2 separate regions of the Mus musculus genome follow, and region 2 is linked to region 1. A link is a loop called in an ENCODE intact Hi-C map of the cell type or tissue named here. Cell type or tissue: left cerebral cortex. All regions are shown on one strand.

Region 1 (5,000 bases):
AGAAATATTTATTTAGGGCATCTTTATACTAGATTTGTGTTTTCAGTTGACAAACTCAAGCTCTCCTAATAAAAATAGGCTAAGCAAAAAGCACTCAGGGGGCCAGAGTGGTTTAATTTAAACCATTAATTATTTTCAAAAGGATTTTTGTTATGAAGAGAAAGTGGAAGATGTAGTAACCATAACAAATGCAGCAGTATATATAAAATAATAGGATGGCATTGAGGCAAGACATCTCATTCATGTAAATAAACATAAGCGGATTAAGCCTAACTTACAAGAACAATTTTAAGATCAGGCTCATGATACAAAACCCAAATCAATGCTGCATGTGTGAAATACACGTAAAAATGTGTTCTGGATGCTAAAAATGAAGAAATGAAAGCAGGCATGATAATATATGTCTGTAACCCTCAGAACTCTGAAGGCAGGGGTAGGACTGCAGTTGTGAGGCCAACGGTTTATTATCAAACGACCCTCGGTTTGCTTCTCTCTCCTCTGTTGTTCAATCATAAGTTTTAGGATGTTGGAATCACATAGTGTTATTAATCTGTAGAATCCAGGACCTAAGAAATCCCTATGGGAAGAACCTAAGCCAAATGATAGAAGACAGAAAGGAATAGCCACAGAAGCAGGCATCCATGAACTAAAAATCAGAGGGGGGAAGAAAAGGGAGGGAGGGAGGGAGGGAGGGAGGGAGGGAGGGAGGGAGGGAGGGAGAGAAGAGAGAGAGAGAGAGAGAGAGAGAGAGAGAGAGAGAGAGAGAGAGAGAGCTTGTTCTTTAAATAAACCTTCTCATATAGGAAAAGTGTTACAAACAGTAACTGAAGGGGAGACCGTGTGTGAATATACAGGAAAGCTATGAATCCATAGAATAATAATAATAAAAAAAATGCCAGCAGGGAAAGTTCATAAAACAAAGGAAATTAAAAAACTATTTTGGGTCTTTTGTCCTACTCTGTGCTAATCAATTGAAAAAAAAATCTAACTGAAATAAGCAATTTCCTAAGTAAAGGCAATTCCTTGGCCTTAAGAGATAGAAAACTTCAGCAGACCAATTTGTATAAAGCACACTTAGTTATCAAAGCACAAAGTAAATTCTATCCAGACTCCCATGGCTTCATCACCTCACATACACTTAAATTATTTCATATTTACACAAATAAAAAAATAATAACTCTCAAAGCATCCTCCTGAAACAAGTATGAAATGAATGTCAATGTTACAAAGTTGCCACAGGATTGAAGGGGCAGCCTGCTCTCACACAAGATGGAGTAGACCTTAGGTAACATGTATGATGGAGGAAAATATATTTTAATATTTCAAAGATCTTATAATAACATCATATCACTAGTAAACTTGCCATAGTAATTTATCTAGGGAGAGAAATCATATTATCTCCATAGGGGAAACAAACCAAGCCAGTCTGCTCTATATAGCAAGTCTCAGAGCATCACCCAGGGCAATAGAGGACACACATACACACACACACACACACACACACACACACACACACACACACACACACAACCTTTATAACATTATTCATAGTAAAATTGTGGGGAAAGTCCAGTGCCCATCCACAGAAGATTGACTGCATAAATGTCACACAGTAAGGGACAAGGAACCCAAAGGGATGAAAAAAAAAAAAAGAGCAAACACCCTTAAGTGGGGGGAAAGATGGTTCAAGGGGTACAACATGTTAAAACTAAATCTGCCAAAATGAAACAAGTTAGACTGAAAAGTTTAAGAATTGGAGCTGATGGCTGGACAGCTGAGAAGTGGCCAGACACGGAAGTTAAGGGAGGCAGAAACAGCAAGCACAATGGGCTCACCTACATGGGCAGAGCCACTTCCAAACCAAGGGCCCTACCATATTTGATTGTGTACTGAATCAAACAACAAGAATGATTAGACATTTTTGGAAACCTCGACTGTGGACCGATATCACGTTTCTCCTCATGTGAGGTTAATGATGTGGTTGAGCTCGAAAGGGCTATGTTTCTAAAAGGTACATGCAAACAAAGTACTACGGTAGCTAAAGCTAAGACTCAGTAATTCCATACAACAAGGCGTAGCGGTTAAGTGGAGAGCTTTGGTTCAGTTATTTTGCAGATTTGAATTATTCAAATAAAAAGTTGGGAGACAGAGGGAATATCCAAGGAGGAGATGTTTATTATTCTTCAGGTCAGGGATTCACATTTTAATAATGATTTCTAAGAAGTGCATTAGTCATCATAACTGAATAAGCATGCATTACTCATCTGGTACACTATTTGTACAAGAAGGCAGAAGAATTTATCTAGTTCAGTTTCTAGAGAACAGAGATATAATGGAGGAAGAAAAAAATCACGGGAAAGCATGATTTCTGTTCTAAGTGAATTTTGGTGACGTCTGTATGGAATAATTTTGTTGTATATTCAAAAAGCTTTAGAGACCTCTCATTACAAAGACATGCCGCTCTTGTTAGATGCGTTTCTAGAGGCTGTTGTTTGATCTCAAGGTTCAAACCCTAAGACCAAGGTATCCAAGTTTAGTCAAGAGAAGTATATCTCTTGATGACGTTTCTGCATTGAATTCTTCTGTGTAGAAGTGAGATCAAAGAAATGCTGAAGAATGAGTTAATAACTAGATGCAGAAACTCAGTCTATGGGCTTCAGATCTCAGAGTGCTCAGTGCAGATCCTCCCCCTGTCTTAGCATATTAACCACAAGGGGGCGCCCAAGACTCGGTACCTGCTTGGTGCTGCACCTACACTGTTGTCTCTATTGCTTAGATTTATAGAAAACCATTCCAGTAGGCCCCCTGCTTATTCACGTACATCTTCCTCTGCTAGCAAAGCAGTGAAACCAAAACTAAAGTGACTGAATTCCAATGTGCTGTCACCACCACCCCCCCCCATGCAACACGTGTTTAAAACTCCCTCCTTTCCTAGAACGCAATTCAGCTGCCTGTTCACAAATAGTCTACCATCAGCGCCATCGTCCTGCCTTCCTTCTTCAGTTAGAAAGTTTATGTTTTTTGCTTCGACTCCCAAACGGTTTATTTTCCAAGGCTACATTATTTCTAAGGCAGGGTTGGGGGAATAAAGTGTTTTGGTTTTGACCATGACTGCATTGATTCTGGCCAGTGTCCTTACGAGTTATGTGTGGCTCCAAGACCTTTAGAAGTAAACTCAGGAACCAGATGTGATGGTAGAGGATAGAGAGGCAGAAAGACAGGGGTTGTATGTTTGAGAACAGTCTGGACTTCGCAGGCAGACCCTCCATCTCAGCATGTGTGAGCACTACAGCAGTTATTTATTTTAGGGTTGGTTTTCTGGTTTGGGTTTTGGGTTTGGTTTGGTTTGGTTTGGTTTGGTTTGGTTTGGTCTGGTCTGGTCTGGTCTGGTCTGGTCTGGTCTGGTTTGATCTGGCTTGGTTTGGTTTGGTTTTGGAGACAGAATCTCACAATGTAGCCTAGGCTGAATTCAAATCTGTGAACCTCCTGCTTCAGCCTCCCCAGTGCTTAGATAACAATCACCACTCCCACAATCTTTGCTAATACTTGTTTTGGTAACCTGGGTAGGAAGGACATTCATGTGAGAGTCCCGGGTTATGTCTCTTTCTTTACTTCTATTCTCTATTAGCTACCCAGCATTCCTACACTCAATCAGAAGGCACATGATTGCCGAATTGGTTATATACACAGCCCAGACGTTGTGCACAGCCCTACCTTCTGAGTAGGTCCTAGGGTTCCCAGTCCACATCACTTAGCCTAGCCCGGACTCTTGTCCTCAAGACTAGAGAACTCTGACAATGGCTTTGGATTCTAGAAGTACTTGTAAACAGAATCCACTCGGGCACCCTCCCACGTAACACCGTTTAAGCCTCTTCTACACCAACCCGACACCTGATACAATCAATGCAAAGCCGTTAGCTAGAATTGAGGAAATCTGACCCTTGATATTTGAAAATGACCCTGTTTGTATTCTGAATCCCTTGAAGTCTTTTCAATAAAGAAGGGTATTTGACTGTTCTCGAGCTGCCACTGCTTATAGAAGCAACTGCATCGTATTATCCGTTCCGTCTACAGACCTGCCAAGAACGATGGGTTGGAGGACAGAGCCACTTATTTGATTCTGAGAATATGTTTATTCTGTGAACACTAATGGAAAAAAAAATAGCAAAACTACCACATGTCACCTCTCAGACTGAGGTGACCCTGCTGACTAGAAAGCAGATGCGCATTGCGTTGCTGGCTTCTTGTAACAGCTACAAGCATCGAAACATCTTAATGAATTCAAAGTCTGGAGCTGTTCCCTGTCTGTCTGTCGGTGATTCTTATTTAAATAGCAAACCCTGTTTAATTGGCTCCAAAGGTAATCAGGCTAGACACATTTGGGGTGCTAACCGACAAAGGAGAGGCAAATAAATTACAAAGAAAAAATCTGAATTTCTCTAGATCCCAATAAAAGTAAGAAAAAATTTCATTCTGCTGTGTGTACATGCTTTAAAACGTATCTTTCACTCGAAACCATATGCTGGGGGAATTACTTTTATATCTGGGGATGAACCTGAACCCAACATTGGTATTTTCTTTCCAAATCTTAGTAGTCCTTCAAAATGGCTAACGAAAAAACAACAACAAACAAACAAACAAACAAACAAAAAGAATGACTAAACTGAGGTGGAATTCAACATTTCAGCCTGAATATTCAGCCCAGCCAAATCTTCAGGCTCTGAATTAATAAACTCATTCCGTCTGACTTGATTTTAGGGTCACATTGAGCCAAAACCAACTTCCGGGGCTTGGGAGCCTTGCTTTGAACAGAAGGCTGTTTGCTTGTTCCCAGTGGGAATACATTATGCTGAGTGATGGCTTCCTGTTTGTCCTGGAGGGGCCTCCCTGGCCTGAAAGAAGTCACAATTTGGGTCAGCTCTCTCTGCAGGGGCCATTCCTGACAGCTTTCTTGGGATAAATGAGATCTGAAACATCGGGCTTTCAGTATATGAAAAGGT
Region 2 (5,000 bases), 88 kb before region 1:
AAAAGCATGTTCTCAAAAGTATCATGGGCAAGACACAAAATTCTGGATCTTCCTTTGTTATAAATTAAATTGGTGAATTGAATTATTATTAAATTAATACCTCTAGTATTAGTATAGACTATAATTAGTATTCAGTAAATATAAATTATTTCCCTTTGAATCTAATAAAATAGAAATGGTACAATGCACAAACGAACAAAATCAATGATGTCTTTTGAGTAATTTGCAGTTGTGGAATCCATGTGCAGAGCTGTTTTTCACTTTTAGTCTCTGTGTATTTTGTTAGTGTTCCCAGAGAAACATATCCATATGATAAACACATATATGTAGATGCATGTCTACAGGTATATGTATGTGTTCTATAAGAGCACATATGCAAAAACAAGGAGAATGTCTCATTGTGAAATATTGCCTCCTTTGCTCTCAGAGGCTTGGCAAGTCTGAAACCTGCAGGATTTCAAGTCTCAGGAAGCCAGCCAGCTAGAGATTCAGGGGAGGTCAAGCTAGATTTGCTGTGGAGCCAAGAAGAGCTGATGCTGCAGAAGTCTGCAGAGAGAGTCTTCCTTGCTTAGAGGAGGTTGGCCCCTTTTAACATCTGGTCCCTGCCTTGACATTATGGAGCATAATATGTCCTAACCAAAGTCTTATGGTTTTAATGTAAGCCACATCTAAAAGCACTCTCATAGAAATATCTGGAATGTTTGACCAAATCCAAATACCTGGGTGCCATGGCCCAGACAGCCTGGCATATATCAGTCATCATATAGGTCTTTGTTAATTACTCATGCTAGATGCAAATGACAATTTTCTTCTAAACTCAACCTTTAGCATATCCAGTAGTAGAATGAAAGTGCATCCTACCCACAGAAGTTGTAGCCTTCTTTGTTCTGGGGCTCCACAGGCTTCCATTTCTGTACTTATCTCTATACTTTTCTTTGGAGCCTAACTTTTTCTCTTCCCCTACTCTCCCCTAACATTTGCCAGGGCACCACTTTCTAAGTGATCTTGAATTTTCATTCCCTACATCGAGCTTCTCTGTGACGCCTGTGGACTAATCTCACTGTGATCAATATTTCCAGCTGACTTGAAGTTTACCATTCTGAATTTGTATTTTTGAAAAAACAAAATGCACAGCAGCACATTCTTTATAAATCATGTGATAATAACTGAATGCAAATGAGATTTTGTGACATTTTAATTAATACAGAATTACCATGCAAGAAGTTGTTCTGCATACAATAGATTGTTAATATTTTAGTCAGCATTGACCTGTTTTCACTGGCATTATTCTGAAGGCCCAAAGTTCATACACATTTAATATTCAATGTGCATATTGGTTTTGTTTTTGTGTACTAAGTCACACATCAACATGAAAATATATGAAACTGGGTTTACTCCCTATTTGTTTTTTCTCTATTCATTTTTGTATTCTTTCCACAATGTTTATTCTACAATAATCACCTGTGTCATGTCACAAATTGTGCTATATTAGAAGTTGCAAGATGAAAACTGCTAATCCTTTGATCAAAAAGGGCTAATGATGGCAGTAGAGGTCAGAGAAGGACATTGGGGATATTTTTGTATTGGGAGTTAAGATGCACACACAAAGCACAGCGAAGAAAGGTAGCCAGGCTTTCTTTTTTTTTTTTTTTTTTCTTTTAAAGAAAGACAACATCTGATGGAAAATGGAGGAGTTTGGAAGAGTGGGTAAAAAGGAAACTGTTGGACAATAGAGTGCCATAAAAGAAAAACAAGAAATATCCAGGGACTTGGCCAGGGCAGGACAGGGACTTGCAAAAAGGGAGCAGACATTTGGAAAGGGTGAGGGCTGTGTAGCAGGGAGGGAGCCCCAGGAGGCTGGGGGTTGTTATTGAGGAGGGTATGAGGTGTTCATTAGCTGGGCTGTACAGCTCGTACTCACTCAGCAGACTGCCGAGTTTAGGCTGCTCAGTTGAAGTGCAACACTGCCACCTCCTCACCCTCTGCCTCAAAGCTTTGTAGATAGCACCACTTCCCCCAGCTGTGCCAATGCAGGGGCGAACCCAAATTCATTAGTCATTTAATGTGGGAACTGTTCAGCACCAGCAGGATGCTCTTGAGAGGGTTTTCACTGTGGGAGGGATGCTTTGCTGTTCTTTCTTTCTTCTCTTTTCCTTTTTTTTTTTTTCTCCATAATTTATATTTTTGTGCCCCTGGCAAACTCATTTTCCATATCCAAACAACTTTGCCAAACTGCTTCATGGAGAAGCATCTCATTGTATTTTATGCATTCTAAAGAGCTTTGTCCAGGATGATAATGGCCTTCAGAGAATTACAGTAAACAAATGTTGTGGCAAGAATACTTTTCTTTTGCTCTGGAAATCTCTGAAATATAAAGCAAAGGGAAGAATGGGCATGCTTAGTTTTAGTTACTTGGTCACACTAGCAAGGGAAGGGTGCTGACATATGGGTCTTTCCTCAACAAGTGGGCCTATTCCATAATTTGGGTCTTTCCTCAACAAGTGGGCCTATTCCATAATTTGGGGTTCTTGAGTTCTGAACTGATTCTCTGAGGTGGGCAACTTCCAACAGTCCATGAATGCATCCAACAAATAACCTAGTTGAGGTAATACTAGAACATCATAAGGAGACTTTCCTGACAAATTGTATAACTTACGTTGAGCATCATTAATGAATTTTTACCATAACCTCAATAATAGTTACAGTCACTGTGTGGCCATCCTTGCCAAAGCACATTAATTTGCAAATGGTGTCCTCTCCAGTTAAGATTGCCTTCATGATCAGTGCTGAAGGTTCAGGATAGCTAACCTTTATTGCTGGCTTGTAGAATCTTCCATCTCCCAGGGCCAGCTAAATCTTCTAAATAACAGTGGCTCGACCATGAGTAGCCTTTGCTATACAAAAGATACCTTACATCTGCCTGTCCTTGTCACCAGAAGGCATCACTCCTCTCTTTTACATACCAGGGCCTGGGATCAGGCAAGTAGGGCTCACCCCTGTAACACAGAGCCCAGTAGTAGTACACCAAGGAGCAAAGCCCAAATGATTAGCAGGCTCTGCCTCACTTCCCCAGGACGCTGAACAGAGCAGACCTAAACCTACTCCTTTGCTCCCGACCACTAGGTTTTTGATTGATTTTTGTTTTCAAGTGATCATGTGTCTCACAGGCACCTCCTCTAGAATTGCAGTCTAGCGAACTGTTTTCCTGAGCCGCTTCTGTGACTGTCCCAGGCCTTCGTATCCCAAGGATCTGCTACCCACAGCACTTCTATGTCAGATTTACTTTGGTTTTGTATTAAGTTGTATCCCGAGCTTTTGTCCTCGCCAGCAAGAACACACTCAGGACAACCGGAATCTTCTGCGGCAAAGCTTTTATTGCTTACTTATCAGGAGGGAAGACCCCAAACTGGGAAAATGGCGCTGCTTATATAGCCCGCAGCGTGACGTTTCAGCACCTGATGTGTCGTGACAGCTCCTGATTCGTTGCTCGCCCATCACCCCATTTCTATGCCGCGAGATGGGCAGTGACTAGGCGTGAGTTCACTCTTGCACTTGCGCATAAGGCTTGTTTACTAGTTAGGTGCAGTGGAAGCCAGTGCCATCTTATAATGGCGATTGCTCACAGCACGCACGCGATTGCTCGTGGCACGGCTCTCCACAAAGTTGAATCATACCAAGTGTATTTTGTATCTGGCTTCTTCCACTCAATGTATTTCTGACATTTAGTCACTTTGTTTTGTTTTATCATTCTCAATGGTGTGAGTATACCATATCTGAGGTCTGATATTTTTATAAATGGGCATTTGGGTTATTTCTCTTTATAGGTCCCATAATGGAAGTTGCTGTGGACATACCTGAGAACATACACACTCATTTGTCTTGGTATCTCTAGGGATGTAACTGTGATTATAGGGTATAAATGTTTGACAGGAGTAAAAACAACTGAAGGATTCTTCCACAACAATAATACTGTTTTACACTCTTATATGTGATTGCTGTACTTATATAATCATATGAGTGTATTTATCTATCTATCCTGTGCAGTCACATCTCTTGGTGCTTACAACTTGTAGCTCACTTATGGCTAATCTAGTGATCTTCATTCACATATTAATTTTGTAGCAACAGCTAGAAAACTTTATGGGTTTGGCCAAAGAAAGGAGAAGAAAGGAAGCAGTTATTGAATTATAGTGACTAAACACCAAGACTCATAATGGGCATCTTATTTAATCTCCAGTAATAAAGTTTTACTGTATCCGTTTTCAGATGGGGAATGTGAGTCTGGGAGAGGTTAAAATGATGTAGGGATAGTAAGAACATTAATTACTTGGCAATGTGGTCAGGAGAAGTGCAAGAGGACTTGGGAAGTTTTGAGAATAGCAGCTGTCACTTGAGAAGGTTATTTGTGTATTTTTGCTGTTCTGAAGGATGCTACAATTTAAAAAAAAAGGCTATTAGCTGTTTCTCTTAAGGAGAGCCTGAATTTCACACCAAGAAACGTTACAAAATGTTGTCTGCACCTGAGTGAGTAGGGTAGGCTTACCTATAAAGAGAAACCAAATGAGTCTGAATGTTCTTAGTAGGAAAAAACCACACACACACACACACACACACACTTTGTTGGAGGTAGGTTTTGGGGTTCACATTTCAAAAAGAGAGTGTGATAGTTAATCCTACCTGTCTGCTTGACAGATCTCGAATCACCTAGGAAACACACATCTAGAAACTGTTAGGGATGCTTTTAGGATGGTTTAAGTGAGATGAGAAGACCCATCCTAAATGTAGGCAAAACCATTACATGGACCAGGATCTTGGATGAATAGAAATGAGTATGGATGTAGAATACCAATATTCATCTACACTTCCTGAATGTGGGTACCATGTGACCTGCTGACTTCCCCACTATAGACTGTACTGTCAAATTGTGGGTCAAAATAAACCTTACTTGAAGTTCCATCCATGGGCATTTTGTTGCAGCAGTGAGAAAAGTAGCCCAGAAA

The links. Peaks named below come from ENCODE experiments on the same cell type or tissue, not always from the same donor. Only the 100,000 strongest peaks of a DNase experiment are listed, where the experiment ranks them.
Region 2: a loop joins it to region 1, with 2.4 times the contacts of the local background. A loop is called at or near these places in 2 of 42 quality-filtered maps.

What each region holds. Positions count from the first base shown.
Region 1 is chr19:22,549,659-22,554,658 of GRCm38, forward strand. The region is part of intron 1 of Trpm3 (transient receptor potential cation channel, subfamily M, member 3); the gene reads left to right. Among named protein-coding and RNA genes, the nearest start is that of Gm33649, 77 kb to the left of the region's middle. In left cerebral cortex, a CTCF peak has its summit at 2,715 (motif pointing right); DNase peaks (open chromatin) are centred at 2,718 and 4,180; H3K4me3 peaks cover 39 bases; H3K27ac peaks cover 365 bases.
Region 2 is chr19:22,461,729-22,466,728 of GRCm38, forward strand. All of the region lies in intron 1 of Trpm3 (transient receptor potential cation channel, subfamily M, member 3), which reads left to right. Among named protein-coding and RNA genes, the nearest start is that of Gm33649, 11 kb to the right of the region's middle. In left cerebral cortex, no CTCF peak of the experiment used is centred here; a DNase peak (open chromatin) is centred at 2,013.